Regions from separate parts of the Homo sapiens genome. Here region 1 is linked to region 2. The links are chromatin contacts, found by Hi-C or POLR2A ChIA-PET in ENCODE. All regions are on one chromosome and are shown on one strand. The core of a region is the stretch at or near the end of the contact, and the rest is flanking DNA. Distances in the headings are between cores, read along the strand shown.

Region 1 (2,922 bases), core at 264-2,763, 75 kb after region 2:
AAGATGGTTACCTGAACCTGTTTGGTTGGATGGAAACTGCCTTGGCAGAAATGGGCCCAGAGCCTTATTTTCTCTGCTTCATGTCACTGTATTTTGAAATGTTTTGAACCCTACTAAGAACAACTAGTAAGAACTACATTTTACATCATGACCCAGTACATATGCACAGATATATAAGGAAAACAAAGGTTTTACAAGTAATATTTAGATGAATGGTTTTAGCTCGAACAGTAAAGAGCCCATTTTTACAAGAAAAAGCTGAACCACTACAAAATCGACCACGTTTCTTGAACCCATTAGAGAACTAAAGTTGCAAGGTGTTAGATGCAGGTGTGATACCTTTCCTCACCATCATAAGGGTCACAGTTGTCACTCCTGTAATAAAAGAGAGATTAACAAGAGAAAAGCCTAACAAATTTATTTAATCAAAGATTTATGGGAGCCTTCAGAAATGAAGACCCAAGGACCAATGGGAAACTGTCCATTTTTATGCTTAGGTTCAACGAAGAATAAACAGCCGTGTAGGACAGTGATTGAACAAAAGAATATGAACTAGTGGTAACAGGCTTGAGGGGAGGAGGACCCAGTAAGTCCTGTCTGTCCAGATTTTTGCTGGCTTCTCTATGTCACATTCTTTCCTCCCAGGTATGGAGCAGGCTTTCTCTGAAATGAGGATCTTTAAGGCAGAAGAGAGAAGGGAGACCTTTTTTGGTTTTGTGGTTTTCTTTGGGAAAGAGGAGCTCTAGTTTCTATGACCTGCCTTGGGGAAGAGGAATTCTGGCTTCTATGACTTGATCAGGGGCAGGAAGAAGGGTTGGAGACAGGAGGATGGAAGGTCAGAAAGACCTTGCTTCTGAGGCCCTTTAGTCTTCATTAGTTCAAAGTATGCAGCACACCAACACGTCATACTTTGGGGTATTGTCTTCTGAACTCTGACAAGGACAATCCACTATTCCAAAAGCTGGAGAAAACGATGAACTAAGAGAGTGTCATTTGAAATCTGCTTACCTAGAGCAGAAGCCACTGGAGCCACAAACTAGTAGGAGCACTTAAGTGTTAATTTTGATGAATGTCTGAAAGCTGAATATGGATTAGTTTGAGAGTGAGAAACTCCTGGGGGTAGTAGTTTTAGGATGTCCCCACACTTTTGTAGGATTTACCTCCATGAATCCCACCAGGTTTTTACAATGAAGATCTGAGAAAGAGCCCATGGAACCTCTGGTGGGGTCAGAGGAAGGATAATCGTGGTGAAATACTCCCAGCATGTTCTCCATAGCACAGGCCTACTCTCCAGAAGAAAACACCTCACCAGAGCCTCATTCCAGCTGGGAAAGGACATCATCTCACTGTGGCTCCCTCTGGCCTTCCTGTCTCACTTAAAGGGGATTAGGGGAAGGTATGCCACAGCAAAAACCCTTGTAAAGTCACAACGAAGAGTCACTGAAAGACTAAGACTTAATCATAAGAATGTAGAATGCTTTCCTTCCCTACCACCTTATGGTTACCACAACAGGATTCCAGCATAATGACAGTGGATTACTGTTTAAAAAAGCAAACAACCAACCAAAAAAACCCAGCAAGATTCAGACTCTGTCTCGGTAAAGTACTTAGAAAAGTACATAATCAAAAAGAGAGACAGAAACAAGAATGCTAGAGGAATTTAAAGCTGCTAGCACTGATAGCTACAACAAACATTAAATACAGTCCAACTCCTAAACGGATTCCTATAAATTCTTTCACTACAGGAGTATTTACCTTACATCTAGTCATAAACCAAACATTGCAAGGCATTCCTAAAGACAAGATAAAACACAATTTAAAGAGACAAAGCATGCATCAGACTAGAATTAGATATGACATACATGGAAAATGTATGAAAGAACATATTGATTATATAAAAAGAGATAAACTTTGAGAAAGAATCAACAGGAAATTCTAGAAATCAAAACCACCGTATCAAAAATTAAAAAATAACTTTAATAGGTTTACTAGTAGAGTTGACAAAGGTCAGAAAAGAATCATTGAATTTGAAGACAGGTCAATGAAAACTTCCCAAACTTAAATGGTAAAGAGAAAAAAGTTTTTTTGTCTGTTTGTTTTTTAAAGAAAGGACAAAACATCTAAGAAATGTGGGATGATTTCAGAAGGTCTAACATACATGTAATTGGAATACAAGAAGAATGACAAAATGAAGCACAATAAATATTCGCATATTAATGACAGATCAAAATACAGATATAGGAAGCTCAAGTAACATGAAGAAAGATAAATATAAAATATTGACACCTATTCATATTACATTCGAACTGTAGAAAACTGAAAACAAAAGAGAAAATCTTGTCAGAAGCCAGAGAAAACGAATACCTTACCTGTAGAGAAATGAGTATAGGAATACCATTTGACCCAGCCATCCCATTACTGGGTATATACCCAAAGGACTATAAATCATGCTGCTATAAAGACACATGCACACGTATGTTTATTGCAGCACTATTCACAATAGCAAAGACTTGGAACCAACCCAAATGTCCAACAATGATAGACTGGATTAAGAAAATGTGGCACATATACACCATGGAATACTATGCAGCCATAAAAAATGATGAGTTCATATCCTTTGTAGGGACATGGATGAAATTGGAAACCATCATTCTCAGTAAACTATCGCAAGAACAAAAAACCAAACGCCGCATATTCTCACTCATAGGTGGGAATTGAACAATGAGATCACATGGACACAGGAAGGGGAATATCACACTCTGGGGACTGTGGTGGGGTCGGGGGAGGGGGGAGGGATAGCATTGGGAGATATACCTAATGCTAGATGACACATTAGTGGGTGCAGTGCACCAGCATGGCACATGTATACATATGTAACTAACCTGCACAATGTGCACATGTACCCTAAAACTTAGAGTATAA
Region 2 (2,857 bases), core at 348-2,847:
ATATTATAAATCTTATTTTCTATAGTTTTATTAGGAGACAGTGTTATAACATTTTATATCTGGCAGAAACTCGAATACAGTAATTTTAATTTATTCATTAATAATGAATAAATTAGATGAGATACGCAAGGCTCAGAAATATTAAGAATTGCTCCAAACACCCAGATATTGTGGAGCAGAGTCAGGATGGCAGCTGCAACCTTCTGACTTCCAATCCAGGGCTCTTCATACAAGAAGGCTGTCCTGTATATGTGACAGATACAAGTTCCTATCTGAACACTGTCTTTATTAACAAGTTTTCGTGTGCATAAATGGGTGCCTTTGAAGATCTGGATACTTAATTGGGGAGCATCATCTGGAGTGTTCATGTTGGCTAAAGTAGCTCTTGTCAGGAATACGTATACCAGCAGATGCATCAGTTAGAATATTCTTTTCTCCAATGGGTTTAAGACATACTTTCCTAAGAATTGAGTTTCTGAAACACTGAACAACACCCAAACCCTGCAATCCAAATTTGTTTTTGCCTATTACACTGAAGTCTCTCTGTTAACAGGCATATATAGAAGACAACCATTTTTTTCAATATAATATTTCATAAGTTAGATGAAATCTTTTGTTCCATTATATAAAGTTCAGAAAATCAACATAAAATTAATAATGATGTTAAAGAAACTACTGGAAACCAGATAAATACAATACAATCTATAATTGTTTTCAAGTTTTTTGGACATTTCGCATACTTCTCCAAGTTTTCTACATTATGTTATAAAGTTCTAATAAGTTCATTTATGTGAAAAAATTAACTTTTTTTGATACTTGATATTTATATTATTACTAAAAAGCACTTCATCCGAGAGAAAGTTTCAAAGAAAGCCTTCCTTTTATAGGAAGAGGAGAGGAACATTTAAACTATGTATTATTACCAAATTGATATTCAAAAAATATATTCAACTTCAAAAGGCAAATGACTAGTTTAGACATGCTTGAGAGAGAGACATTCACTTTAAGGTTCTGGGACAACTCCTTTGATATATCTCCATCTTAAAAACAAGCAAACAAACTCTTGTTTGGAGAGGGTATTTAGAGCCATAAATAATTTTTTACTGGGTCTATTTTTGAGTTGGAGCAGGAGTAAGAAATACATTTTATATGGAATTTTAAATCACTTTTCAATTTATGAACCTAGCCTAGAAAGTCTGTGTAAAATGAAATATTTTAAAAGTTACAGTATTATCTGTATCTTCATTTCTATATGTATGTATCTATCATCTGTGTACCTACTCATCTATCTATCTAATTATTCTTTCTTTCCAGCAAATGTTCACTTCTGGTTTCCCTACGTCTGCCTGGAAGTGGGGGCAGTATGGCAGTATGGAAGACCTAGAAAGGGACAAGGAGAGCTACAATAACAGCGGTCTAAATATATCCTAGGATGAAAAGGTGAGGAAGGAAACAGGCGCAGAAGTGTTATAAGAAACCAAAGCGGCCTTTTGAGAAGGGATGTAAGAGCAGGCCCCTGAGCAGTTTCACTTCCTCTGGGCGCCCAGCAGAGCGGAGCCCTGGCCTTGCGGGCATGAGCCCCGGGGCTGCGTTTCCTGAGACCTGGCCGCAGCCTCCGCGGGTGGCAAGCGGGCTGGGGAGAGCCGAGGGCCAAAGGAAGAGAAAATCGCGGGGAGTCTCTGGCCGGGAGAGTCCAGGTAGCGCTCGGCGGGCAGCAGTGCGCAGGCCCCTCGGCTTCAACCGCCACAATGCTGCCAGCAGCGCCAGGCAAGGGGCTTGGGAGCCCGGACCCCGCCCCCTGCGGCCCAGCGCCCCCAGGTGGGTAGTCGCGCATTCGGAGGGGCTTGACGCCGAGGCCGGGCTACGGGGCTCTGCGGAGACCACGGGCCATCGTTAGACAACTGCACTCGGGCACTGAGGCCAGGGCGTCCCTGAGACAGGGCTTCTCCTTTTTATCCTGCCGCCAGGCAGCCCAGAGGGTTCTTCTGTCCCTGACTTCTCTGAGGGGCATCTGGACGCCACGAGGAGGGAGCGCGCTGGGAGTTCTGGCCAGCGGGCTACCCTCAGTGTCTGCAACTTCTGAGGAGCTGGAACTTTCCCCAGCACCCGGGTCAGGGTCCTGTAGTTTCTAAAATCACTTTGCAACCTGTTTTAAAGCAATGCGCGTTTAAAATTATACGTAATTATTTTCAACAGTCGGTAAGCACAGAAAAACCGCTCATGTGTAGCGTCACGCATTTACCTGCCCGGCCTGACAAATCCCAGCCTGGTGAATTGGTAGCCCTGCTTCTTGGCAGGTGGCTTTGCAGAGAAACTCTACCAACACCACCTCCCTACTCCACTGGCTTTACTAACTTGGTCAAAGGAAAACGGTCAACTTGGTTGAATGCAGAAGTAGATTTATATTTTCAAATGGACGTTAAGGCAGTTTTATTTAGTTCTTTTTGAAGCATTTCAAATGCATTTGCAAATTACTCAGTGATATAAAAATGTTTTTTAAATTAAAAAACTTCACTTAGGTATTAATATTACTGGAGTGTTCGTGGTGAGAAATGCAACAAGAAAGTATATTCTGAGTGAAAGTTTCTTAATTTGCTGAATAGAAATAAATTTCTCATACCTTTCTAGAATTTTTTAGGTAATGTAATTTTGGTTGTAGCTATTTCTGTTGGCTAGTGCATTTTTACATAAATAAGCTTTAGGGATTGCTTTCAGTTAAATAAGAAGTATATTTGTGTCAATGAAAAGTGACAAGAAAGGACTTAGAGCCCATAACTTAATATTATTAATATTTTAACTATTGCATATTGACATTCTTGAAAACTGTGGCTCTGATGGTCTTCAGCAGAGCAGACTT

Evidence for each region. Hi-C counts contacts between places; a loop is a spot of excess contacts on that map. ChIA-PET counts read pairs that join two places held with the same protein, here RNA polymerase II (POLR2A). Pooled maps may share reads with other maps.
Region 1: a map of PC-3 shows a loop between it and region 2 (6-fold over the local background). The contact joins the enhancer-like site here to the promoter of BANK1 in region 2. A Hi-C loop is called at or near these places in 4 of 168 maps with a recorded cell type or tissue (B cell, Caco-2, HepG2 and 1 more), 20 of 37 single-sample maps with no recorded cell type and 6 of 50 pooled maps. POLR2A ChIA-PET finds 5 or more read pairs at or near these places in 2 of 52 experiments (CD4-positive, alpha-beta T cell and activated B cell).

Annotation. Positions count from the first base shown.
Region 1 is chr4:101,864,243-101,867,164 of GRCh38, forward strand. The region is part of intron 4 of BANK1 (B cell scaffold protein with ankyrin repeats 1); the gene reads left to right. Among named protein-coding and RNA genes, the nearest start is that of BANK1, 75 kb to the left of the region's middle. Within about 2 kb of position 1,514, at least 3 of the 41 ENCODE cell types and tissues checked have a DNase peak (open chromatin) inside an H3K27ac peak, as active enhancers do; they include PC-3, where a contact is called at or near this core.
Region 2 is chr4:101,789,133-101,791,989 of GRCh38, forward strand. It overlaps BANK1 (B cell scaffold protein with ankyrin repeats 1), which reads left to right and starts at 1,598. Exons shown (of 17, transcript NM_017935.5): 1 at 1,598-1,818. The coding sequence starts at 1,749. RefSeq lists a silencer at 1,685-1,874.